Linked DNA regions of Mus musculus: region 1 is linked to region 2. A link is a loop called in an ENCODE intact Hi-C map of the cell type or tissue named here. Cell type or tissue: heart. All regions are shown on one strand. Each heading gives the region's core, and the rest is flanking DNA. Links, peaks and the distances in the headings are about the cores only.

Region 1 (12,728 bases), core at 3,101-11,100, 55 kb after region 2:
TTAAATTGTTTACATCTGAAGGAATTTGGCATATCATGTAACTAGAGGACCAACCTACCTCCCATCCTTGACTTCACTATAGAAACAGGACCAGACCCTAGTTAGGTTTACTTATTTACCTTTTTTATTCTTAAAAAAACCAATTGTTACATTTATTTGTTTGTATCTGTACCTGCATATACACACTTATGCCAGAATATATGTATATGGAGATCAGAGGACAGTTTATAGAAATCAGTTCTTGTCCACTATGTGGTCCAGATGACCAAGCTTTGGTTATAAGTGCCAGCTCTGCAGCCTCAGAGCTAACTAAACATCTGAAATTAGGGTTTATGTGTAATCTTCCAAATGGAAACTATATGATAAAAACATTCAGTTCTTCCTCTCCTCCTCCTCCTCCTCCCTTCTTTTCCTCTTTCCTCCTCCTCTTCCTTCTTTTTTTTTTTAGGGAAAAGCAGAACCCAGAGATTCAATGGCAAGAAAAGTCAGGAAGATGTAAGAAATAACTGGGGAAGAGGGAAGTTGGGGAAAAACAAGCAATACTTAGGAGCAACAAGAAAGCCAAGCTGCAGCACGGGAGAGACTGGAGGAAGTGCTATTACATAAATTTAAAGCTCACTTTTAAATTACAGAGGAAAATACTAGAACATGAAAATACAGACTAGACTAAACACAAACTTACTAATTTTTTACAATAATCAGAATATAATAATAAAACTTTTGCTGCAACTGTACTCATTAAACCCAAATAATCATTAAACCCAAACTCCTACTTTTCTGGGTGTTTTTTTTTTTCAATTGATTGTTTTAAATTGAAGGCTATATGCATATTGTAAAGAGAACCTCAGTAGTTGAATTAGAAGTAAAAGTGTCTCTGCTGAATGCCATCTGTGTGATACTTCCTGGTACAAACAATGTTTTATTGTTTCTGTATGCTTTCCAGTTTTAGAGATGTTAATATGAAAAAATATGCATTATAATTTATGAAATGTGGTAATTATTTTTCCCTTTTTGTATGGTTTTCAAAACTTAATTTTGATAATTATAACCCTCAAATATAAGATGTACAACTAGAGAATTGCTCCAAATCTACTGTTATGCATTTTGGCCGCAGGACAGCTACAATTTTAAGTTTGAGATAGACTTGAAGGAAGTAAAGGGAGACCACGCAGATTTCTGGGGAAGAGGAAGCAACCTGTGCATGCTTGGCCTAACAGGGATAACAACACAAGCACAGCGGGTGATGGGGCCGGAGGGAGGAAGCTGGTCAAACACTGTACAACCTCCATCCAGGCTTCAGACGGGACATCGTGTCATCTCAGCTCCACGTTGATATAATGCAGATTTCAAAAGGAGCACTCTGGATATCAGATTGGAAATGCTTGCTAGAGGAACGTCTTAGTCACTGTTTTATTGCTGTGAAAGGGACACTGTAGCCAAGGCAACTCTATTAAAACAAAGAACTCAGTCTTGCTTACAGTTTCATAGAGTTATTCCATTGCCATGGTGGAGAGCAGACAGGCAGGCACTGGAGCAGTGGCTGAGAGCTTTACATTCTGATCCACACACAGGCAGAGTGAGACTATGGTCATCCTGCACCACCAGTGACACACCTCCTCCAACAGCACCACACCACGCCAACAGGGCCACACCTCCTAATCCTTTCAAGCAATTCACCACTTGGGTTGCCGGTACCTACTCATCATTCAAACCACTACAGGGATAAACAGATAAGCCAATAAGCATTGCATATAGTTATCCAGAAAGCCAGAGGTGATGGTGGCTACTGCCAGAGTGAAGAGAAATAGCCAGACCAACATACATGTGGAATTTAGAAACAAAGATTCCCTGACATGAGGTGTGGAAGACAGAGAGGAGTCAAGGATGACTTCAAGACTTCTGTTTCCACCACACACGTGTGTGCATGGTCTCCCTCAATCACTCTCCAATCATTCAGTATGGCAGGGCCTTTCACCAGAACCCAGAGAGCAATGACATTGTAAATGAGGCCAGCCAGCTTGCTCTGGGATCCCATCTCCCTCTCCTACATGCTGGAATTATACATGGGCTTTTGCCTGGCCTTTACCCATGTACCGTGTTTGGATCTTGAGTCTAGTCCTGAAGCTTTAATGGCAAGTCCTTTTAACTATTGAGTGACTTTCCCCCAGCATCTCTGAGACTTCTTATGTCAAAACTAGAGGGTGGGCCCTGCCACTGATAACAGGAAGAAAGGTGGACATGTGGGCATTTTTAGGGAAAGCCACAATTTAGTGGTAGAGATTACTGTTGGTATACTAGTGTAGCTATAACTGGGTGTCAGATATAAAATAATCTAAAATTAATACCTTCTATTTCTCTAGAATCAGACACCTTAAGTAAAGCAACTGGAGCCTAGAGATTTTAGAGAGTACTGACAAATTGCTCTTCAAACTGGATGCTATGGCCCTGTATTAATGTCCCCAGAAGCCCACTGATTTTACCCCATCTTCCTTGGTTAGATTTGTTTATTTTATGTGTATGTGTATGAGTATCTTCCTGAATGCGTGTACATGTGTACCACATGCACAAATAGTGCTTGTACAGAGACCTCTACATTTTCTTCAGATCCCTCAGTGTCCCATCATATAGGTACACAGTGAACTAGTGAGTGCGTCTACTTCCACACGGCAAACTAATGCTCCGAAGCAGCCGTCAGTTCACCCCTTATGCACTGAGACTCAATGTTCCCTGAGTCACACAGATTTGGACATTGTAATCTTTTCATTGATCTCAGTTTGGCCCTACAATGTGGGTGGTAGGTTTTTTTCTTCCCCTCTTCCCCTCCCCCTCCCTCCCTCCCTCCCTTTCTTCCCCTCCCCACCCCCCAGCCACTTTCAGACAGCATCACATAGGTCAGCCTGCCCAGACGTCACTCCACAGCTGGAAGTGAACATGCGATTCTCTTGCCTTCGCTCTCTCAGGAGCCCTGCACTGAACACGTGTGTTACCAAGTCCAGCGAAACTCTTCCCCATACTATAATTTTGCTTTTTGAGTTTTGTTCTGTTTCGGGCATTGATGAGAGTGAATGCATGGCCTTTGTTTTGTTTTGTTTTGTTTTAGGGAGATAAAAGCAAAAGGGAAAGCTGGGCGTGGTGGCGCACACCTTTAATCCCAGCACTTGGGAGGCAGAGGCAGGCAGACATCTGAGTTTGAGGCCAGCCTGGTCTACAAAGTGAGTTCCAGGACAGCCAGGGCTATACAGAGAAACCCTGTCTCGAAAAACCAAAAAAAAAAAAAAAAAAAAAAAAAAAAGAAGGGAAAACCAAGATAATATATTAATTATAAATATATACATATTATATTTAGCCATAAAATTACTAAATACAATGCTCTGCTTTTAAGTAATAGAAATTTTTCTTATAAAGAAAAAATTAAAAATCAATGACTATATAGATGTAATATTAATAATATTCTTTATACCAATGTAATGTATACATATACCCTGAATTAGAACTACTGAGTCAGGCAGTTCTATTAAGAGTCACAGAAGGTTACAATCTTACTTTCAGTATGTAAGATCAAAACTATCATCTTTTTGAAATGATTTTTTTAAATCTAATTTTTAAATTTTTTCTGTGCATTATTGTGTCTGTGTGAATGTGTTGGATCCCCTAGAACTAGAGTTAGACAGTTGTAAGTTGCCATGCAGGTACTGGGAATTGAACCAGGGTCCTCTAGAAGAGCAATCAGTGCTCTTCGCCACTAAGCCATCTCTCCAGTGCCCAAAGCCATCATCTTTGAATTGCGAATCTTTTGGCTTGAACTGGCTATTAGTTTTGTTAACTAAAGAAGACCTAAAGCAAATAAGTCAAAATGTTAACATCCTTATGCTTTTGCTAAATAGCTTTTTAAAATTTAATTTAATTTAATTTTAGAGACAGGGTCTCTCCATGAAGCCCTAACTGTCTGGAACAGGAAATGTAGATCCCTAGCTATATAGATTCACCTGCCTCTGCTTCTCACTGAGTACTGGGATTAAAGATATGTGCCACTATACCCAGCCTGCATATTTATCTTAAAGTACTAAGTATTTCTTTCTAAATTATTTCCCCCTCAAAACAAAACCAAAAACCTGAAAACAACAACAACAAAAAAATCTGAAATTAAATTCTTGGTCAAGCTCTCAAATAAAATGCTATCTCCAAAGAATCTAATGCTCTAATCAAATCAGACATGCAAAGCAATGCCTGCAGCTAAGGGATGTATCAGAGGAGAGCACTAATCTGGCAGGCCTGAGGCTCTGTATTCCATCTCCAGCCATGTTTCAGCCTTCAGTGCCTCTCATGCCAATATGCTTAAAGGTTCAGTTTTTCTCAAAATCTAAAAAAATAAAATATAAGATAATTCTGAATAAAAGACTCATCATTTTTCTAACACACTGCCTCATTTTGGAATAAAGCCGATATTTATTTATATTAAGTATAGGGGTTATTTTGCTTTTACTCCTGTGAACATTTACTCTGCAATTAAAATTTAGTTATGTTGCAAGGTGTGGTGGCACATATATTTAATCCCAGCACTTCAGAGGGAGAGGCCACATGACATAGCTTCCAAACACCTTTCCTTCTTTCTGGGTTTGGTTTCTCTTGTCATCTCTTCAGAATATAACAAAAGAGAAAGGGACCTAATCCCATCAGTTTATATCACACACACACACACACACACACAGTTTTGAATGTTGTATTTTGAAACTTTTATTCTAATCAGAAATATTCAACCCCTACTTAAAATTTAAAAACACAACCAAATGAATGAAAAAACCTAAACTAAAATCAGCCTGTCTCTATCCTTGAATGTCTTACTGCCCTACAATGACAGAGGAGTCAGGCTGTTTGACAGAGCCTCTTCCTATGTATATAGTAAATGTTCACTACCTTAAATAAAATATACAGCACTTGCCAGGCATGGTGGCACAGCCTTTAGTCCCAGCACTCAGGAGGCAGAGATGATAGAACTGAGTTCAAGGTCAGCCTTATTTGCATAGTGAGTTCCAGGACAGCCAGGTCTATGTAGACAGACAGACCCCGTCTACAAAACAAAACAAAACAAAAAACCCACAAAAGAACAACAAAACAGTCAAAGCAAACTCTAGTGAGATGGAATCAGAATAATGAATATTTATACTTTTGCCTCACGCAGGAACTTCCTAATGTGTTAACCTAAGTCACACAATATACTCATCCACCTTGTAGCTACTCCTCACCCGTCAAAACATTAAAACTGTAACATTTTGGTTGTAAAATTTAAGTTTCAAAATTTCCCATCTGTATTTAAAGAATGCAGATCAGCAATATAAAAACATATGCAAATATGCACCTGCTGGTAGTGAGTGTAGAGTCTGAACAGATCCTCTTGTTCTGGGGGCCTTTATGGTAACTGTGCTCTTTCTCAAGTCTGACTCCTTAATCTCAAAGTCTGTTGATTTGCACTGAGGTCTGACAAGCAGAGCAAAGCTAAATAATAAAGCTTATAAAGTGGCCAAATTATACTCGGATCATTAATGCCAGGTAAACATCTCCATGCATTTACATAAATGCTCCCTCAAAAAGTAAATAATCTTTAGAAGCAAGCACAAAATATCCACTAAATGCTTTTGCTGGTATTATGCAATAGACATAAGCATAGCAAGATTAAAAATTTTAAATGTAGAGGCTGAAGAGATGGCTCAGTGGTTAAAAGCTCTTGCTACTCCTACAGGACCTGGGTTCTCTTCTCAGCACTGATATCAGGCAGCTCATAACCACTGACCTTCACCAGTACCCACATGCCAAGTGAGCACGGCAGAAACACACACACACACACACACACACACACACACACACACACACTCATACACACTCACACTCACTCATATACACTCACACACACTCACACACATGCACACACATGCACACAATTTTAAAATCAAATTACAATTTTTTATAGGTACAATATAATTGGGTTACCAAGAAAAACATTTAGAAATATTATAATGAATTATTTTGAGAATTTTTCACTTGGGAGGCAGAGGCAGGCGGATTTCTGAGTTCTGAGGCCAGCCTGGTCTACAGAGTGAATTCCAGGACAGCCAGGGCTACACAGAGAAACTCTGTCTCAAAAAACAAACAAAACAAAAAAAACAACAAAAAATGTTTTTCATTTCTATTAGCATGTCTATTCAACCCCTGTGAGCATATTTATCATCGGTGCTTACTCTTTTACTTAAGAATGTGAGGCAACTGAGTAATCACAGTGCCATGCAACACTGGTTTTAGAAATCTTTATCAGTGAAAATAACTACTTCAAATTAATTTTTACATTAAAAATTCAGCAAAAGAATGACTTTTATTGCCTATAAACATGAACCATATCAATATTTCCACTGTCTGGTTAAGTTAAATATTAACTCTTACTATCCTGAGGTGGTTGTGTTAGACATGCACTGAGTTCTACAACACTGACCTGTAATGGACATGAGTGACTGTTGGTTTCCTGTACCCCAGGATCCAGGTCTGAATGTCTATTGGTTCAGCTTTGGGATAAGCTATGGTTGTATCTATTATCCACTGGAGGCCTCTTGATTTGCATTCTGAAAATAAAGAAAAAGCGCCTTGAGTTGGGTGAGGTTTCTGTACCTGCAGTACAGAGCTCACTTACACAGCTGAAGCAGACTAATGTGCCTTTGTTTTGAGAAGAAGGGTAGATGCTGCCCCTGCTGTTCTCTTAAGACAGTACTCTTAGCATAAAATGAAAGCATCTTACTATAGAGTAGATTACTTCAGAACAAACAATAGAACACGACTATTTACTATACACAGCTCATTCAAATTTTCAGTATAATTATACACTAGCAAGGTCTTATTATATATTATCACTCCTACACAAAAGAGCCCATGAAAGCCACAAAGTAAAGCATACATCATAAAAATGAGACATAGACTTCAAAAACAAACCAATAAACGTAAACAAAAGTCATGATTTACCATATTAATACTTAGGAGACATTAACAAATTCAGAGAAACCGGACATGAAATAAATTTAGACATACATTACTATTGGTTACTTCCTCAATTTTACCAAGAGTTACACATAAATAATTTTCCTACCCTGTCCTTCTGAAAGAATGATCAAGAGCCACCACTATGAGAAGAGATGGGAAAGTTGTGTTTAGTCTGCTCCTTCGCAGGCAGATTTTGTTTCCATCAATGAGTACAAACCCAAGCAAGAGTGGAGAGGGATTCTCACAGAGAACACTGGCTTTCAGTGTGTTGAAGCGCAACTGTCTGTTCTACACATGAAATGTCTAGAATAATTTTTCATCCTGAGTCTAAATTATATTAGGAATCAATAATATATTACCTTTTCTTGCTAGAATTTAAAACAGGTTTTAAATTCCTTAAAAGATTTTGGAGCAACATTCTGTTGGGGGTAATTTTTAAGAAGGAACAGTTTTCCTCTGAGCACAGTGACCCAGGCCTGCAGACTGTGGCAAGAAGACAGGAGGGTAAGTGGTTCAAGGAGATTGGGTTACATGCCTTTGCCTAAAAACCAAACCAAATCGAAGCAAAAGCAATCAAACCCCATGAAGTGCTGGACAGAGAGGGTAGAGGGAGAGGTTATAGCAAATGTCGTAAACTTCAGAGTGTGGAGGGCGGCTCATGGACAAGGACAGGCAGTACAAGTTCTCTGAACTCTATGCTTAGAAACTCTCATGACAGGAAGTGTAAAGGCCCAGCAGAGCTCAGTTCAGGAGGAGTTACCACTCCGAAGACCCTGACACTTCTAAAGGTAGAATATCATTTTGGTACGTGCCTAGAGGCACAAAGGTAGTGCTCGCTTCGGCTGCACGGATACTAAAACTGGAACAATACAGAGAAGATCGCGGCCTCTGCACAAGGATGGCACGCAAATTCGTGAAGTGTTCCATATTATTTTAAAAATGAAAAACAAAAACCTACAAAGGTAGGGTTTATGTTTACAGAGGATAAGTACTAGTGAATATGAAAACCAAGGAATACAATGGAAAATATCGAAACAGAAGAAAACAGTAGAATACTTTTCAGGTATTCTACTTAAGATTTAAATATATTAACTAAGGATAAATAATAAACTTTCTTCTGAATAGAATTTGTGGCTATCTGAAAGAAGTCTCTTTCTTCATTAGTAGGCAACTGTTATCACAATTGTCCTTTGAGGTCTAGAGCACCACTGGGCGCGGCCTGGGCGGGCTGTACGCCCAGCTGTCTTTTTAGTTGGACTCATCCTGTTTGGAAGACCTCTGCTTGCAGCCCTGGCCTGCCTGACCTGCACACTGTCTCTCCAGCAAGTGGAGCTATTCTGAACTTTGCTTTTCTATTAAAAGACTCTTTCAATTTGCCTTTTTAATAGATGATAAAAGATTAAGAAAGCTGACTGCCAAATAGCTACTTGAAAAAAGCAAATGAAAGGAAAAGCGCAGAGCAATTTCACATGCATTATTTCTATGTCTGCTCTATACAGAATCTGAAAACGTTTCTGAGAGCCAACCGTTTCAACATTTATTTAAATAATACTAAAAGAATTTAAAAATGCTATCAAAGGAATAGGCCTCAGGAACCCCTTGAGCTGTTCATCAGAAAGCTTTTGCAGCAGAGGTGGGTTGAAGGAGGAGCTTCTGCTCCTGCAGAAACAGCGTCTGAGACTTGCCTGTTCCTTTAGGAGCCGCATCACTGAGTGCTGCTGGCTATTAAAACAGTAGGTGCTCGTGCTCATTATTTTAAAACTCTGGAAAACGAGCCACAAAGTTACAGCTCATGGGAGAATCTCTGCCAGCTGCTGGAATCTTCCTGTCACTTGTTTCCTGCTATCTGATGGTTTATTCTGGAGCTCATATTATTTCCAAAAGACCTATATGTTGTCCCTCCCCCACACATGCGCAACATAGCTGAGTACTTTGCCAGGCAACCCAAACCCATATGGAGATATGCATCATTTGTGTGGCTGTGTTATATGGATGTATGGGAACTGCTTACCCATCCTCCCTCTGTCTGGTTTATTATAAGGTAAACCTGCGACAAATTTCACTACCTATATGCGGATTATGATTATTTATTTTCATCACAAAGCCTCATTTTGATGGCTAGCCCAGGATGACCTAGAATTTATTACATATTCCAGACTGGCCTTGAACTCAAAGGTAATCCCCCCACCCCACCCCACCCGACCCCACCCCACACACCTCCACTCCTCAGGCTCACAGTACTAGATGTACTGGCATGAGCCATTGTGCCTGATGTAATTGTTTCCATTTAATAATTATTTGTAGTAGGATGACCAAGTCATTTATTAATATTTTAAGGGTCTTAATAAATACTGCTAAATTATATTAACTTTGTTGTCTATTAAAAGCAAAGAAAACCTTCTACAGTAACTTGCATCATTAGTGGCAGAAACCATTCCAAGTAAAAACTGACGGGTAGGAAAGTCATCTTTGACTACACACTTGTAATTATTTTATTGAATTATTGTGATTATATTTATTCTCATGCATTATTGTGACTATTGACTACTTTAAAGGGAAATCTGAAGAGATTATAACTTCATCTTCTCCCTGACTGTCAATTCTAATTGTCAAAAGTTTTTTCAAAAGAATTGAGCCAGGCTAGGTGGTGTAAAACTTAAATCTCAACACTCAGAAGGCAGAGGCAGGCACAGCTGTTTGAGTTTGGGACCGTCCTGGTTTCTACAGTTCCAGGACAGCCCACGACTATATAAAGAGATCCTCTCTCAAACCCCCAAGCCAACTAAACAAACAAAAAACCAAACCAAACCAAAACAAAACAAAAGATTTAGAACTCTAGAAAACATTTCAGTTCAAACAGGACAAGCAATGCTAAAGCACCCTACCTAAGCCTCTAGCGTCTCCTCCTGCTGGGCTTCCATTTTCCTGCCGTGCTACAAGTGCCTTCAAAATAATGTTTGTTGCCCCAAACCTTGGCAAAGTGACATGTGTAAGAAATGGCAAGTTATTTTTCTTGGCAAATGCCTGGCTTGTTTCTCGCCTCTTCCTGAGGAAGCCCCCTTCCGGAAACAAAACGATCCATTTTCGATCTCTGCTCCTGTAATTATGTTCAAGGTGCTTCTTGAGAACCAGCAGCTGTTGGTCGCGGTAGGCTCTTCCCTGGAAGGCACACACACATTGTAAGGACAGCTGGAGAGTAAAACATCCCACGATCAAATAGAAACAACTGCTTCAAACCTGTCGTGCAATTAGTTATAGGATAGAACAGTGTTCTCCCAAGCTATTTCTCTTTCTGCGTGGAGTGGTAAAGGGGAGGAGCTGTTCAAACTTACACAAAGGAACTTCTTCCTGGAGGAGAAGCAACTCAGCAGTTTGGTGGCCACACTGTGTGACCAATTACAGTCCCAACCCCAGAAACAAGAGAGTCAACAGGAGACCACATGGAGAAGTGCTGAACGTGGAGGGTAAACTCCACAGGTGATAGGTTTTAGGAGGAAAGTTATAAGAGGGATGAAAAGGATCAGGGTGAGCAAGGCAAGTGATCAAAGCCAGGAGGCGACAGTTGACCTGCTAGATAACATGAGGGAGTAAGCCACACAGAGATGAAAGGCAGGGTACTCCAAGAGTCAAAATGATACAGGCCACGCAGGAGATGCTTGACATGCTGGGGCCTGGAGTGGGAGCACACATCCAGTAGGCAGAGATAGGTGGATCTCTATGAGTTCAAGACTAGCTGGTTCACCTAATGAGTTTCAAGCCAGGACTGCACAGTAAGACTATGCCTTACAAACAAAGAAAAAAACAAAGAAATAAGAGTAGCGTCCTGGTCGACATGGAGATGACAGTGGTAGGTGACAAAAAAGCAGAGAAGCCCAGACAGGAAGGACCTCAGACATGGTGCTGAGTTCTGTTTAGTTCTGTTTTGTTTTTTAATTTAAAAAAGTGCGTGTGTATGCCTGTAATCCATTTATGTACACCACTGTGTGGGTATGTGCACACAGTAACCTGTGCTCCATTTATGTACACCACTGTGTGTGCATGAGCACACAGTAGCCTGTGCTTCACTTATGTACACCACTGTGTGTGCATGTGCACACAGTAGCCTGTGTACCATTTATGCAAACCACTGTGTGTGCATGTGCACACAGTAGCCTGTGCTTCACTTATGTATACCACTGTGTGTCTGTCCATATGCACACAGTAGCCTGTGCTCCACTTATGTACACCACTGTGTGTGTGTACATGTGCACACAGATGCTTGTGTACTATTTATGTATACCACTGTGTGTGTGTCCATGTGCACACAGTAGCCTGTGCTCCACTTATGTACACCACTGTGTGTGCATGTGCACACAGTAGCCTGTGCTCCACCTATGTACACCACTGTGTGTGCATGTGCACACAGTAGCCTGTGTACCACTTATGTACACCACTGTGTGTGCATGTGCACACAGTAGCCTGTGTACCACTTATGTACACCACTGTGTGTCTGTCCATGTGCACACAGTAGCCTGTGTACCACTTATGTACACCACTGTGTGTCTGTCCATATGCACACAGTAGCCTGTGCTCCACTTATGTACACCACTGTGTGTGTGTACATGTGCACACAGATGCTTGTGTACTATTTATGTATACCACTGTGTGTGTGTCCATGTGCACACAGTAGCCTGTGCTCCACTTATGTACACCACTGTGTGTGCATGTGCACACAGTAGCCTGTGCTCCACCTATGTACACCACTGTGTGTGCATGTGCACACAGTAGCCTGTGTACCACTTATGTACACCACTGTGTGTGCATGTGCACACAGTAGCCTGTGTACCACTTATGTATACCACTGTGTGTGTGTGCATGTGTACACAGTAGCCTGTGTTCCACCTATGTACACCACTTGCCAACAAATGCTCAGGGAGGCAGAGGGTGTTGGATCTCCTACAACTAGAATCATAAGTAGTTTTGAGCAGTCTGATTTAAGTTCAGGGAACCAATTCCACGTCCTCTTAAAGAGCATTAAGGATAAGAATTGAACTATCTCTCCAGCTACCAGGGCTAAGCCTTAAATGCAAAATTGCTGGAAATGCCATAATTTTACTTATACCATAAGTAAGCCCAACTCTTTTCTATACAGTAGCCAAGTTTTACTGATTTCTGTGATGAGAAAAAAAAAAGCCATTGGGGTAAGTTGGGGAAATACTGCAATAGCCAACAGAAGCCTGCGATGCTCAAGCTACCTGTATGCATGAGGAACAGTTACATACAGGGAAACCCCTGGAAGCAGATGGGACAAGGGCATGGACTGGATCTTGGTTGTGAGAAAGGATGACATGGAGGCTGAAAACAGTCAGCCAGATAAAGCTGCTGAAGGCCCCAACCTCCAGCCAGCATGAGAAGCCTCCATCCTGTCAATGCAGGCCAGCCAGCCCAGTCACAAAGCTCCTTTAAAGTAAGTGTGCTTCCAGTCTTCAGATAAAATGTATCACAAATTAAAACTTTAAAAACTAGCTTATTAATATTATGATTAAAAAGTACAATTTAGCAAGGTGTGATGACCCATACCTTTAATCCCAGCACTTAGGAAGCAGAGGCAAGCAGATCTCTAAGTGAGGCTAGCCTGGTCTACAAAGCAAGTTCCAGGATAGCCAGGGCTATTATACAGAGAAACCCTGTATTGAAAAATAAACAAACAAAAGAAAAAACCCAAAAGC
Region 2 (12,757 bases), core at 2,738-10,737:
TATACAAGTTCTAGGAAGCTTGGGTACATGAGTTACTGTCATATAGAGGATTCTTCAGTAGTTCACAGAGATTTCTAGAACTTTCCAGATAAATAATCAAACTAATAGACCTGGTGACAGTATAAAACTTAGTGAACTTGTGACTATTTTCAGAGCTGGGCGGTTTTCCATGGTGTCATGTTGCACACAGAACGCTTAAGTACAAAGGAAATCACCCAGATGTTAACCCCTGCACGGCCTTTCCTGCCTCCTTCCCCACTGCCCTCCACTGCCCTAGGGCCTGAATGGGCTCAGTTTCCCTGAGACATCAGCTGGGAGAAGTAAGGAGAGTGTTAGATACTGCTGTGCTTTTATAACAGTGGACGGAGGATGTGTGTGTGTGTGTGTGTGTGTGTGCTGCCCCTTACAGACTTGAGGCTGGTTGGTATTTACTTGTGCTTTGCTTCTGTTTTTTGAGACAGGATCTCACTATGCAAATCAGACTGGGATAAAAAGCAGGCCCTGACCTTGACATCTAATGACAGATTAAAAACCTGTCATGTTTTTGCCCTAACAATTGTTCTACAATCTAATAATCAGAAATGAGGACTAATTCATACAAGGCTATGCACCTAGGGTGCCTTATGATAGTGAGACATTTGGGAACACCCTGTAAATGCAGAAGAGCAGCAAGGACAGGACATGCAGAAATTAACACTAAACACTGGATCCCTCTGTGAGAAGACCTGAGCCTCACCAAACTTTCAGTTACTGTAATGCTAAATCTGTCCACCTAACAGCATCTAAAATCACCTAGGACACAAGTCTCTGTGTATATCACTAAGGGAATCTAGACTTAGCTCAGCTGGGGAGACTCACTCTAAATGTGGAGGCACCATTCCCTGGGTCTGGGTCCTAAACTCATGAGCAGTAGCAAGTACCTGAGCATCTCGGTTCACCTCAGCTGCCTGCTGAGACAGCGTGACCAGCGGTGCTTTAACTTTGGGTCCAGGACTCCGTATGTTAAAAAAATAAAATAAACACTCCCAGGGAGTCTGAAGTCACCACTTTAGGACTGACATCTTCGGAAATATTGTTGCCTTTAAACACTATTCCCAGCTGAGCAGTGGTGGCTCACGCCTTTAATCCCAGCACTCAGGAGGCAGAGGCAGGCGGATTTCTGAGTTCAAGGCCAGCGTGGTCTACAGAGTGAGTTCCAGGACAGCCAGGGTTACACAGAGAAACCCTGTCTTGAAAAAACAAAAAACAACAAAACAAACAAACACTATTCCCCTTGGAAACATTGTTGCCTTAAACATTATTTGTAACCCTATAATTTAGCATTTTGTGGTTATTGAAGAACAAAACAAAAGCTGAGCAACATGGTTCACACCTCTAATCCCAGCAGCGGCAGGCAGATCTTTGTGAATTCCAGGCTAGCCAGAACTACAGTGAAACTCTGGGAAATGGGGGACACTGAAGATGGCTTAGTGGTTAACAGCACTTGTTGCTCTTACAGAAGACTTGGATATGGTTTCCAGTCTCTCAATCCATCCATAACTCTAGCTCCAAAGAGTCCAATGCTGTCTTCTGACCCCCTTGGGCATTTGGCACACAGGTGGCACACTTACATACATGTAGACCAAACACCCATACACATAAATAAGTCCTTAGTTCTCTTTTTCTTTTGAAAGCTCTAGTTGAATACAGAGAACTGTTTGCCAGGAAGTCTCTTTGAAAACAAATCTAGGAGGGGTCAGCGATTAAGCACCTGCTGCTCTTCCCGGGGGTCCTGAGTTCAAGTTCCAGCATCTGGTCAGACGGCTCACAGTTGCCTGGAACCCTGAGCGTGAGTGTGTGGGATAGGGTAAGTCCACTCCCTCTTCTGGTCTCACCATACACATAGCACTCACTCACAAGACACATATACTATATATACATAAATAATAAACATTTTTAAATACATAATACATATAAAAGACTTTGGGGTGTAACTCAAATGCCTGAGGGCCTAGGTTCAATCCCCAACATTAGGGGAACAAAGTCAAACTCAAACTTAAATTGTATTGTGAATTCTGAGCTACTGGATTTACTAGCAACCCAAGCCTCAGTTCTTTGCATCTGAATGCTTCACCTAAGATATTAAAAAGTTGAATTCTAGGCCAGGTGTGGTAGCTCACACCCTTATTCCCGGCATTTGGGAGGCAGAGGCAGGAGAATCACTTTGAGTTCAAGGACAGCCTGGTCTACAAAGTGAGTTCCAGGACAGTCAGGGCTACACAGAGAAATCCTGTCTCAGGGAAAAAAAAAAAGTTGAATTCTAAAATACTCACAGGAGACATGTAATAGGGTGTGCCAACAAACGTTTTTGCAAAACTCGTGTCGTGATTTAATATTCTAGCTAGTCCAAAGTCCCCCAGCTTGACATTGTGTTTGCTGTCCAGGAAGACATTGGCTGGCTTCAGGTCCCGGTGAAGCACAGTGTGGCCACCATCGCTCCTTCTGTGACACTCTTTCAGGGCCAGCGTCAACTGAGTCATCACTCGAAGGACAAACTCTTCCTCCAAGTACTGTCTGGAGAAAAAGCACATTTCACAACCCTGAATAAAAGCCATCTTCAATCTGGGGCAAGTCATTCAGAGCGTACAAACATGGAAGTTAATTATTATTAGATACGAACCGTGGGGCTCTTTCACCTTACCTATCCTTGGTCCCCTTTGAAATGACACTAGCCAGGTCCCCTCCCTCACAGTATTCCATTACGATGTACAGGGTTGTGTTGGTTCGGTCAATAATGCGATCATAGTAACTGACGATGTTTGGATGTTTCAGCTCCCGAAGCAAGTTCACTTCAGACACAAGCATCTGCTTCTCCACCTCCGTCATGGAGCCATAGTCAAGCTCTTTCCACACCAGGATCTGAAATACAACATTTCCAAGGTGTGAGACAAAGGGTGAAATTTCCAAAGTTGAAAAACAAAACACTAACAACTCAATGGGTGTGTCAGTGAGGGAGTCGAGACCGGGTTAATTTAGTGGGAAGACCCACCCGAAATGTGGGCGGTACCATCCCCAGCGCTTGAGTCCGGGACGGCGTGTGGCGCAGCGGCGAAGCAGGTCACGTGAGCTCGTCTTTCTGCTCGCCGCGGATTCGCGCCTCCACCGGTTCCCAGCCGCGGCTGCCCGCTCCACGAGCCCGTCCCTTCTTAGGAGGCTACAGCCCGGTCCTTCACGAGAGTTCAGGTGGCCGCCCTGCCCCTCCCCAGCGTGGGCGACGCTTGCTTCTCCCTAAGCCCGCCGTGGAAGGGCTGCCCGGCGCCTCACCTTGCCGTCGCTCTTCCTCCGAATCTTCTGACAGCGGCCGTAGGAGCCGGTGCCGATGCTGTGCAGCACCTCGTAGTCCTCCACCCGGGACGGCATGGCGAGCGGCCACCCTGGCAACCACACCACCGCGCCGCTCGGAGCCCAGGCTCGCCCGCTGCAGGCCAACCGCGCCGAAACCCGAGCCCCTCGTCTGCCTGCCTGAGTCGGCGAGCAACCGGCCACCGGGTCAACCGTCGCGGGCTTCGGCCTCGCATTCTATTGGTCCACAGCGAAGGTGCATCTCAACTCTGATTGGCTGAGAAAACACAACACTGCTAGGCATCCTGGGAAAATGCGTGTCGCTAGGCAACCGCGTCGGCGTTGGTGTCTGCGTCTAGCTGCTCTACGGAATACGAGCCGCGCCGAAAACCCCTGGGATTTGGGATCGCAAAGCCTGTTGGGGCCTCGGTAATTCCATTCCTTGGCTGAAGTCGCTATGGTAACGGATGTCCGAGGCTCTGGACTGGAGACACTGGCCTTTTGACCTTTCCACTTTGACCCCACCCTTTTCCGACTCCTCTGCACTCGGGTCCTGAACCTAAGCCCTTGTGTGTTGAGGATTTGATGACCCTGAGGGTGCGGTGAGTGCACCGAGCACTTTATAGTCCTCACACCTAGAGAGCCAGAATCCCTGTTCCAGCCCGGCTTGGTGGCGCGCTCAGGCAGATCTCTGTGAGCTTGAGGACATCCAGAGCTTTGTAGAGGGTCCCTGCCTTACCCCCACCCGCGAGAAAGACACCCCACGCCCAGAGAGAGAGAGAGACAGAGAGAGAGAAACTAGGCCCAACTGCCCAGAAGAGAACTAATTAAAAAATAATAAGAATAAAGGATATTCATAGTAATAACGCAGAGTTGACATGTGTTTTCTGAGCACAGTTAGCATAGTCTAGATCTCTGAACATTAAACTGAGAGACCTGTTGAACATAGAAACGTATCCAAAGCTTAGGGACTGAGTATGGAAGCATTCAGAACAGAGTCACCACACTGCCAAATTGTACTTCTAAGACATCTACCAAAAAAGTGTGTTAGGAAAAAAAAAAAAAAAAAGGTGTTCCCTAATAGCCAATCCGGGAGCTGCATGCAGTTTGCTGACTTGAGCTCACATAGCCAGTGACATGGCCCCGCTTTGACTTGGGGAAGGGGAGCTAAAGGCTTCCATCCAGAGCAGGTGGGGGGTAATGTGCATTACCAGAAAGCTAATAATCTGCTGCATAAATGGGTCATTGTTCTTAAAATATCTGTTCATGCTGTGATTGAAAAAGAACCCAATGTCCTATTAATAAGAATTAGAAGCCTCCTTATGTTAAAAATAAATGTATTTTGTGCGCTGAATTTAGTATAAGCTAATTGGAATTGCCAGCCAGGAGAACTTTTAAATTAGCATTCAAGGACATTGTCACACCTCAAAGGGGTAGGATTAATTTAGGTCTCAGAAATTATATAAGGAGCTACAAATGCCTGAGGTCATTTATATGGTGTGTGTGTGTCATATGTGATGTGTGTGGTATGTTTGTGTGTGTGTCGTATGTGATATGTGTGGTATGTTTGTGTGTGTGTGTCGTATGTAATGTGTGTAGTATGTTGTGTGTGTGTGTGCTGTGTGTGTTGTTTATGATGTGTAGAGTGTTGTATGTGATATGTGTAGCATGTTGTGTGTGTGGTGTGTTTGTGATATGTGGTGTATAGGCGTGTGGTGTGTATGTGATGGGTGTACTGATGCTTATGTTGAGTTTGTTGACCAGCCTGCTTCACACACAACCTTTCATCTTCTTTCTAGACAAAGAGCTCTTACTCTTCGCTCCAAACACAACACACTTTCTCAGCTTCTCAAGACTAACTTGGTACTTGTCCTTCCAGTTGTTAGAAGTTCCACTTGCATCCCTACCTCGTGCCTTACCCCACCTTGGTTACTGTTGATTGACAGGATGTAGAATCACCTAGGGGGTCAAGCCTTTGGGTACACTTGTAGAGACAGCGTAGATTAGGTCAGCCTCCGAGCATGCCTGTGAGGGTTTATGTTAAATTAATCGAATGGAAAAGACACACCCTAAAAGTGGGCAACAATGTTCTTTGGTCCTTGCTTAGTTTCTTTTCTGTTGCTGCGAAGAAACACTATGGCCAAGCCAACTTACAAAAGAAAGCATTTAAATTGGGGGCTTACAGTTTCAGAGAGTGAGTCCTTTATTATCCTCATGTCAGGAAACATGGTGGCAGGCAGGCGTGATAGCACTGGAACCGTAGCTGAGAGCTTCCAGATTGAGATGTGAACCACAGAGCACAGAGAGAAGGGAGAGAGAGGGAGACTCTTCCTGGCATGGGCTTTTAAAACCCCAAAGCCCACCCTTAGTGGCACACCTCCAACAAGGCTACACTTCCTAATAACTTCCCAGAACAGACCTACCAAGTAGGGACCAAGCATTCAAATATATGAGCCTCTGGGGACCATTCTCATGCAAACCACCAGTCTAGGACTACATAAAAAAGAGAAGGCTAGGTAAGCACACACATTTGTTTATCTCTTCCTGTTTCCTGGCTGCAGGTGCAAAGTGACCAGAAGCATCAAGTTTCTTTTTGGTTTTGTTTTGTTTTGTTTTCATGACAGGGTTTCTCAGTATAGCCCTGGCTGTCCTGGAACTCACTCTGTAGACCAGGCTGGCCTCAGACTCAGAGATCCACCTGCTTGTGGCATGCAACACCATGCCAGGCTGTAAAGTCTCTGCTTTCCAAGGCTGATGAACTGTGAAACAGTTGAACCCACCTCTTCCTGAGCTGCTTCTGCCCAGGATTTTACTCAAGGCAACAGCATGCTCCCTCTATTATGTTTATCCAGAGGACACAACTTGTCCTGCAAGGCGGAATTCCAACCTTGTCACCTCTGCTCTGAGGGGCCTCATCCAAGATGTTCAGAGAACAGTGTAAATCAATTCTGTCGTGATATCTGTGATTGTTTTCTAGCTGAACATCAAACTGCTTGTGGCCAGTGTAAGTCCTGCAATAGAGAAGGCAGAAAAAAAAAAAAAGCTTTGTTAAATAAAGATGCAGTAAGGCCTGTTATTAAGACTTACACAGAGATTCCAAATGATCCCTGAAGTATTCAGCCATGCCAGCTGTATCTCGGGGGAGCTGTCCTGGGAGTATAGAGAGAGGCCCTAGGTGAGAGTGTTCAGCCACAATGACCACCATAATAAAAAAGGCGGGGGAGGATTTACAGGACAAATCAGTAATTACCAAAGTGGGAAATGGTTGGCTTTGGGGGTTCCTCTCAGCGGTATAGAGTTCATCCAACAAACACAAGGCCCTGAGTTCAGTCCTCAGTATGGGGTCATCGGGTGTGGATGGGAGGTGGGGCAGGAATCAACCGAGAGCGGAGAGATGAGCCTACCCTGCTCTGGGCAGCCATCTGGCTCCTGCAGGACCTGGCTCACACTATTCTTGCCCAATCTGCTTCTGCTGTCAGTCCCCATTAACAGTGTGTGCCATCTCAAGGGAGGGACCTTTTGCACTGTGCCCTGGGCCCACAGTGCACTTCCTGGGCAAGCTCCTGGCTTTTGTCCTGACTTTGCTACTTTTTTGTCTTCCTTCTCTTAGCTAAAGGCTAGCATCGTTAGCTCTGTTCACTGAAGAATCTCCAGGCTCGCCTCCGGGAGCGTCTGTGTACTGACACAAGCTTCCCACTAGAGGGCGGTACGCCACTGCGTAATAAGGAGCAGCTCTGCACCACCCGCAGACTCCAAGACTGGCCTGGGAGGATGTTGGGTCAGACATTTTGTGAGTGAGTCATCTTGAGGATTACTTGGGGCGGTTTGAAATCTGGGTTTATGACAATGTTTTGAAGTTATTAGTAAAGATTTCTACAAAGAGAAAAATAAAGGGAAAGGTTCTTGGTAAGAATCGGACGACATCATGACACACTGTCTCAAAAATTTAGAGTAGGTGCTCAGCTTACCTTTCCTGGGTCAGTGCAGCTCCCACCCCTCATCAGAGCGGCCTCTCTTCACAGCAAATGGAGCCCATCACGGAAAACCACAACTGGACACAATGCAGAAATCAACAGGTCATGAGGAGCCCAGCTGCAGGGAATACACGGACACACAGCACCTTTGTCTATGGTTCAGGAAAAGCAAACGAATAGGGAGCTGAAAGATCTGAGGAGCCAGAGGACCAAGGCATCCGCTGTGAACAGCCGCTCTAGAAATGGCTGCATAAGGAGGAAAAGTCAGGAACAATGTCATATCAGCGGACGAGCTGGCATGGAATAAGGAAAGGTTGTCAGGGTTTTTCCTCTAGACAAAGAACGAAGGCAACTAACAACTGCCAGAAGGAGAGGTAGCCTCTCCCAGGGATTGTTTGTCTAATGCCAAGTGGTTGTCCTTGGAACTGTACACACACACAGACAACAGAAACAGATTCATTTATATGTATCTGTGCATGCGCACACACACATATATGTGTGTAACAATAATAATAAAAAAAAAAAGTCCACCAATTGAAAGGGGGGAAGGAAGGGGGTCCAGGGAGGGGGAAGCCATGGGATTCTATTTCAATTCCAAACATTAAAAAAAAAAAAAAAAAAAAAAAAAAAAAAAAAACCTGTAAAAGGGCTGGTGAGATGGCTCAGTGGCTCTTAAAGGTCGTGAGTTCAATTCCCAGCAGCCACATGGTGGCTTACAACCATCCATAATGAGAAATAAATAAAGAACCTATAGGCTGAAGCAAGCAGGGCCAGAGCAAGAGGGAGAATGGGAAGGGGAAAGAAAGAAAGAAAGAAAAACAAAACAAAACTGTGTAATGCACAGTATATGTTCAGTAAATAACTCGAAGAAAAGAGTGCTGGAGAGATACATTGATAGTGGCAGGGACTCTGTGGATGCTGCCAACAGCACAGACTGCAGCCCGGGGCAGATGGCAGGCAGCTATGGAAGAATAAGATGAGAACTGGGCTGGGAACCCTGTGTGTGGTCAGAGTACCACAATGTTTCAAACAGGGAGAGTTTCAGACTTGTACTGTTGCAACCCCCAAATTAAGGATACTAGAGAGACTTCAGTGTTGTTGTGTGCAGACAGTTTGCCCCTGCGTTTCCTCCAACCCCTCTGCCAGAAGCTCCCATCATTTTTCCAGCCTGCCGCAAGCATGATACACAGACAGCTGGTTTCTGTGCTACATCCTCCTGCAGCAGCCTGGGGCTGGCTCCCTCCCCCTCCCCTAGAGTTAGAATGGTGCACCTCTGTGTGTCCAAAACCAACACCCAACACTCCTCCTGATAACTTTCTAGGTGCCTGTCCTTGAGACCTTAGAGAAATAACAAGCTCAAGGGAGACCATGGAAAAAGTAAAAGGTAAACAGAGGTCAGGTCACAGACAGTCCTTGAATAGACACCCATTAGCCCCCTTCCCGCTTCAGTACTATTCCACCCTCTACTCCCCTGTTCTGTGAATATTCACACTATTCCTATACTATATATAAACCCAATGTTTTCTGGACTCAGGATCGCTTGCCAGCATTTATGCAGTGTGTGCTAGGTGGGCAAACCGAGTTCAAACTTGAAAATACAAGACTCTTTTGCGAGTTGCAGTGGACTTTGCAATTCTTTTTTTGTTTGTTTGGTTGGTTGGTTGGTTTTGTTTTTGTTTTTTTGAGACAGGGTTTCTCTGTGTAGCCCCGGCTGTCCCAGAACTCACTCTGTAGACCAGGCTGGCCTCGAACTCAGAAATCCGCCTGCCTCTGCCTCCCAAGTGCTGGGATTAAAGGCGTGTGCCACCACGCCCCGCTGGACTTTGCAATTCTTGGGCTCACCTGGGTTTCCCGTGAACTCAGGGCATAACAGTACACAAGAATACAAATTGAGGAAAAACAATTTTCTGTTCAACACATGGATAAACTTAGACTTTTCAACAAATCATGCATGTTTTTATGTTATTTATAGTACTATAACTTTAAAAAATATTTTTACAAATTGTGTGTGTGTGTGTGTGTGTGTGTGTGTGTGTGTGCACATGTTTGAGGGTGCCCTTTGAGGCCAGAAGAGTGTGTCAGATCCCCTGAAGCTGGGGTTACAGTCAGCTGTGACCACTCAACTTTGGTGCTAGGAACCACACCCTGATCCTCTGCAAGAGCAGCAAACACTCTTAGCTACTGAGCCACTTCTCCAGGCCCTGTCTCTAAGTATTAATCATTTCAATTGGATAAGAACATGAAAGCTAATCACAGATGACAGGGGCTGCTATGGTCTGAGTATTGCGTCTCTCCACCCCAAATTCACACGCTACATGCTAAAGCCTGGTCCCCACCCCCACCCCACCCCCGTGCCGCCACCGCCGCCACCCATCCCCCACCCCCAAGAGGTGAAGGTGCAGGGCTGGGCCTTAGGAGAATTAGATCTCAAGGGCTGTGCCCTGTGGTTGGCTTTGTTCTCCTAGGGCATGAAGGGCTTGGCCTCTTGCATCCTGTGAGGACACATTAAGGTCATCAAGGAGGGCAGTCCTCGAGTGTTTCTGCCAGCATCAGATTTCTCAGCCCTGTAACAGCGAGGAATAAATGCATGAATCACCTGGTACCAGGCGTCTTGTTCTAGCAGCCCAGACCGTAGGCTGCAGCTAATGTGTTTGCAGGAATGTCCAGAGCTTTCAGAAGGCGGCATTGTGAAATTGCAGGAACAGGGACTGCAATCCTGGGAATTAGGAGCTGTGTGGCCCAACCCATCTCTGGGCTCTGCAAAAATAAAGGCTTTAATCTGGAAGACCTTAAATGACCCTTCCAGCTTTAAATGCTATGAGCTTTCTGCGTTTGCATTTCCACAGCTGCCACAGGGTCAGAGCACAGGGCGGCTGTGGCCCCTCTCTAGTTTGTTTTGATTTGTTTAGCTGGCATGGTGGCACACACCTTTAATCCTAGCAGAGGCAGTTGGGTCTCTGTAGGTTTGAAGCCAGCCTGGTCTACATATCGAGTTTCAGGACAGCCAGAGCTACATAGAGAGACCCTGTCTCACAAACAAAAATTGTCTTTGTTGTTTTGTATGTGGGTGTTTTGTCTGCGTGTGTGTGTGTGTGTGTGTGTGTGTGTGTGTGTGTGCTTGGCTCCTTTGAAACGAGTTGTGAACCACTAAGTGGGTGCTGGGAATTGAACCTGGGCACTCTAGAAAAACAGCCCCTACCTAGGCCAGGCACGGATCTCTTTCCCCACTGAGACAGGTGTCGGTACTTCCCCAATGCCAGTGTCTGTCAGGTAGGTATTTTCTCCTCCCCTAGCCTTCCACTTCCTCTTCTCTCCCCACTGCTCTCTAGTCTCCCCACACACCACTCTCAGCTTGTCTGTGTTGGCCAGAGGCTGTGGTGGGGTGCTAGAGAGCAAGGAGACTTCTCTATCAGCCTCAAGACCTGCTCTTTCCTTCACGGTCACCAGAACTCACTGCTGGCCTCAAGCAAGAAGAGTACTTGCCCTTTCCTCTCTTCTAAGAAAGATGTAGAGCTTGGCGTGGTGGCGCACGCCTTTAATCCCAGCACTTGGGAATCAGAGGCAGGCAGATTTCTGAGTTTGAGGCCAGCCTGGTCTACAGAGTGAGTTCCAGGGCAGCCAGGGCTACACAGAGAAACCCTGTCTTGAAACAAACAAACAACCCACAAAATTAAAAGAAGAAGAAGAAGAAGAAGAAGAGGAAGAAGAAGAAGAAGAAGAAGAAGAAGAAGAAGAAGAAGAAGAAGAAGAAGAAGAAGAAGAAGAAGAAGAAGAAGAAGAAGAAGAAGGGAAAAGAAAGGTAGCTGGATCTCCCCCCCCCCCCGCCCGCCTCTCTAACTCACAGTTCAAACCCAAAGCACAAAGAAGCCAGAAATGATGACTCCGAGTAACTGGCAAAGAGGGCTATCTGTGGCACTAAGTGCTCAGTGCCACTCTTCAAAAGCACACGTAAAATTTGTGATACAGTCTTCTTATGGAACCCGGGCTGGCCTTGAACTCACGAAGTAGTTCAAGACGGCTTCTCCTCAGTCTTCCAAATTTGGGACTACAAATGTGTAACAGCACAGCAGGCTAGAAACAATATGTTTAGGGTCTGGAGAGATTGCTTAGCAGTTAGAAGAGGCTGCAGATGGGCCTGTGTGCGTGCAGGGGAAGGGATGCAGGTGAGGACCAGGGTCGGTTGGAGAAGCTATAACCTCATAGCCCGTTTCAATGTGACTCTTTACCACTGAAAAGGGAAGTCAGACAAAAACCAAACTGATGGACCGTAGTGGGCCCCACCCAGCAGGAAGCCCCCTCAGAACTCACCTCGAGAAATGGAAACTGCCCATGCCCTCATCACAGCTTTCCTATAAGTGTAAAACTCCTCAGAAACAAAGAATGCAGGGTGCTCGCCCTGTGGCTCTATGGAGAAAGCCCTTGCCTCCCAAGCCTGAGACAGATGCAAAGGTGGAGAAAGAGAACTGAACTCCACAGAATTACCCTCTAAACGCCACACAGGCAATGGCCTGCATGGGGCCCTGACTTCAGTGCTGAGCACCCAAATTCAACAGACACATGAATGGGGCAGGGGAAGTGGAGGGAATCTACCCACAATCTCCATGTAGACTGTGAGCTGAAGATCACGTGGCTCTCTAACACATCATTTTACGTAGGGATTGTCATCCTGGGAGCCTTCGCTGGCTGGCAATGTGTTTGTAACAGCTAGTTCCCATACAGGAAGGCCCAAGGGGCTCCTGACAGGCCCCTTCCTCCCACAGGCCGAGCTAGAACAGAACGTGGTGCTCCCCGGCCTGGCCCAGATTCAACAAGGATAACAAGCAGGTGAGACCAGACTGCTCAGAAGGGAAAGAGGCTGGGGTGGCACTCAGCTTACCCAGGCCGAAATCCCTATGAAAAAGATGAAGGCACCTGTATTTCCATCTGATTTATAGATCAAAAGCTTCCCTGACTCCACCCTCAGGGATATGATTTATTACAGCACCTTGGGATCCTATGTACTTGGGAAACCCACGTGCTTCAAGTTCTCAGAATCAAACCATAGCTGGCCAGAGTATGGCTGTACCCCAGACAGTGTGTGCCATTTCCTGATGTGACTTGCCCTTATGGTGCGGCTGGAAAGATTGCCCAACCTGTTGGGCTCATGCTCATAGCACATGCAAGGTGGAGACAGGACAAAACCCATCTCAGGACAAGGGTCCCTTGGTGAGGCACTTAGACCATGCATGGCACTGTGTAAGATTCTCTGCAGGCCACCTGGGCAGGAAAGCCATGGAAACCTACGTGCTAGCCCCAAATAATCGCCAAGGAAATAAAGTGGCTGAAAAGCCCCGGGGAGATGGCTCAGTGATAGAGCACCTGCCTGGCTTGGGTGAGGTCTGGCTTCCATTCCCAGCCTTGCAAGGAAAGAAAGTGAAGAGGAGCAGAAGGGAGAGGGAGCCTACAAGCGATAGATGTAGGTT

Evidence for each region. A loop is a pair of places that touch in the nucleus more often than their neighbours do. Peaks named below come from ENCODE experiments on the same cell type or tissue, not always from the same donor. Only the 100,000 strongest peaks of a DNase experiment are listed, where the experiment ranks them.
Region 1: it touches region 2 in a loop (2.4-fold over the local background); 5 of 42 quality-filtered maps call a loop at or near these places.

What each region holds. Positions count from the first base shown.
Region 1 is chr1:191,757,425-191,770,152 of GRCm38, reverse strand. It overlaps Lpgat1 (lysophosphatidylglycerol acyltransferase 1), which reads right to left. Exons shown (of 8, transcript NM_172266.3): 5 at 9,906-10,179; 6 at 6,482-6,608. Gm22446 (a small nuclear RNA gene) reads left to right here and starts at 7,850; the gene lies at 7,850-7,953. In heart, for the core only: no CTCF peak of the experiment used is centred there; no DNase peak of the experiment used is centred there.
Region 2 is chr1:191,812,288-191,825,044 of GRCm38, reverse strand. It overlaps Nek2 (NIMA (never in mitosis gene a)-related expressed kinase 2), which reads right to left and starts at 3,572. Exons shown (of 8, transcript NM_010892.3): 1 at 3,304-3,572; 2 at 2,681-2,898; 3 at 2,313-2,553. The coding sequence starts at 3,399. In heart, for the core only: a CTCF peak has its summit at 7,017 (motif pointing right); DNase peaks (open chromatin) are centred at 3,624, 6,594 and 7,014; H3K4me3 peaks cover 1,456 bases; H3K27ac peaks cover 1,970 bases.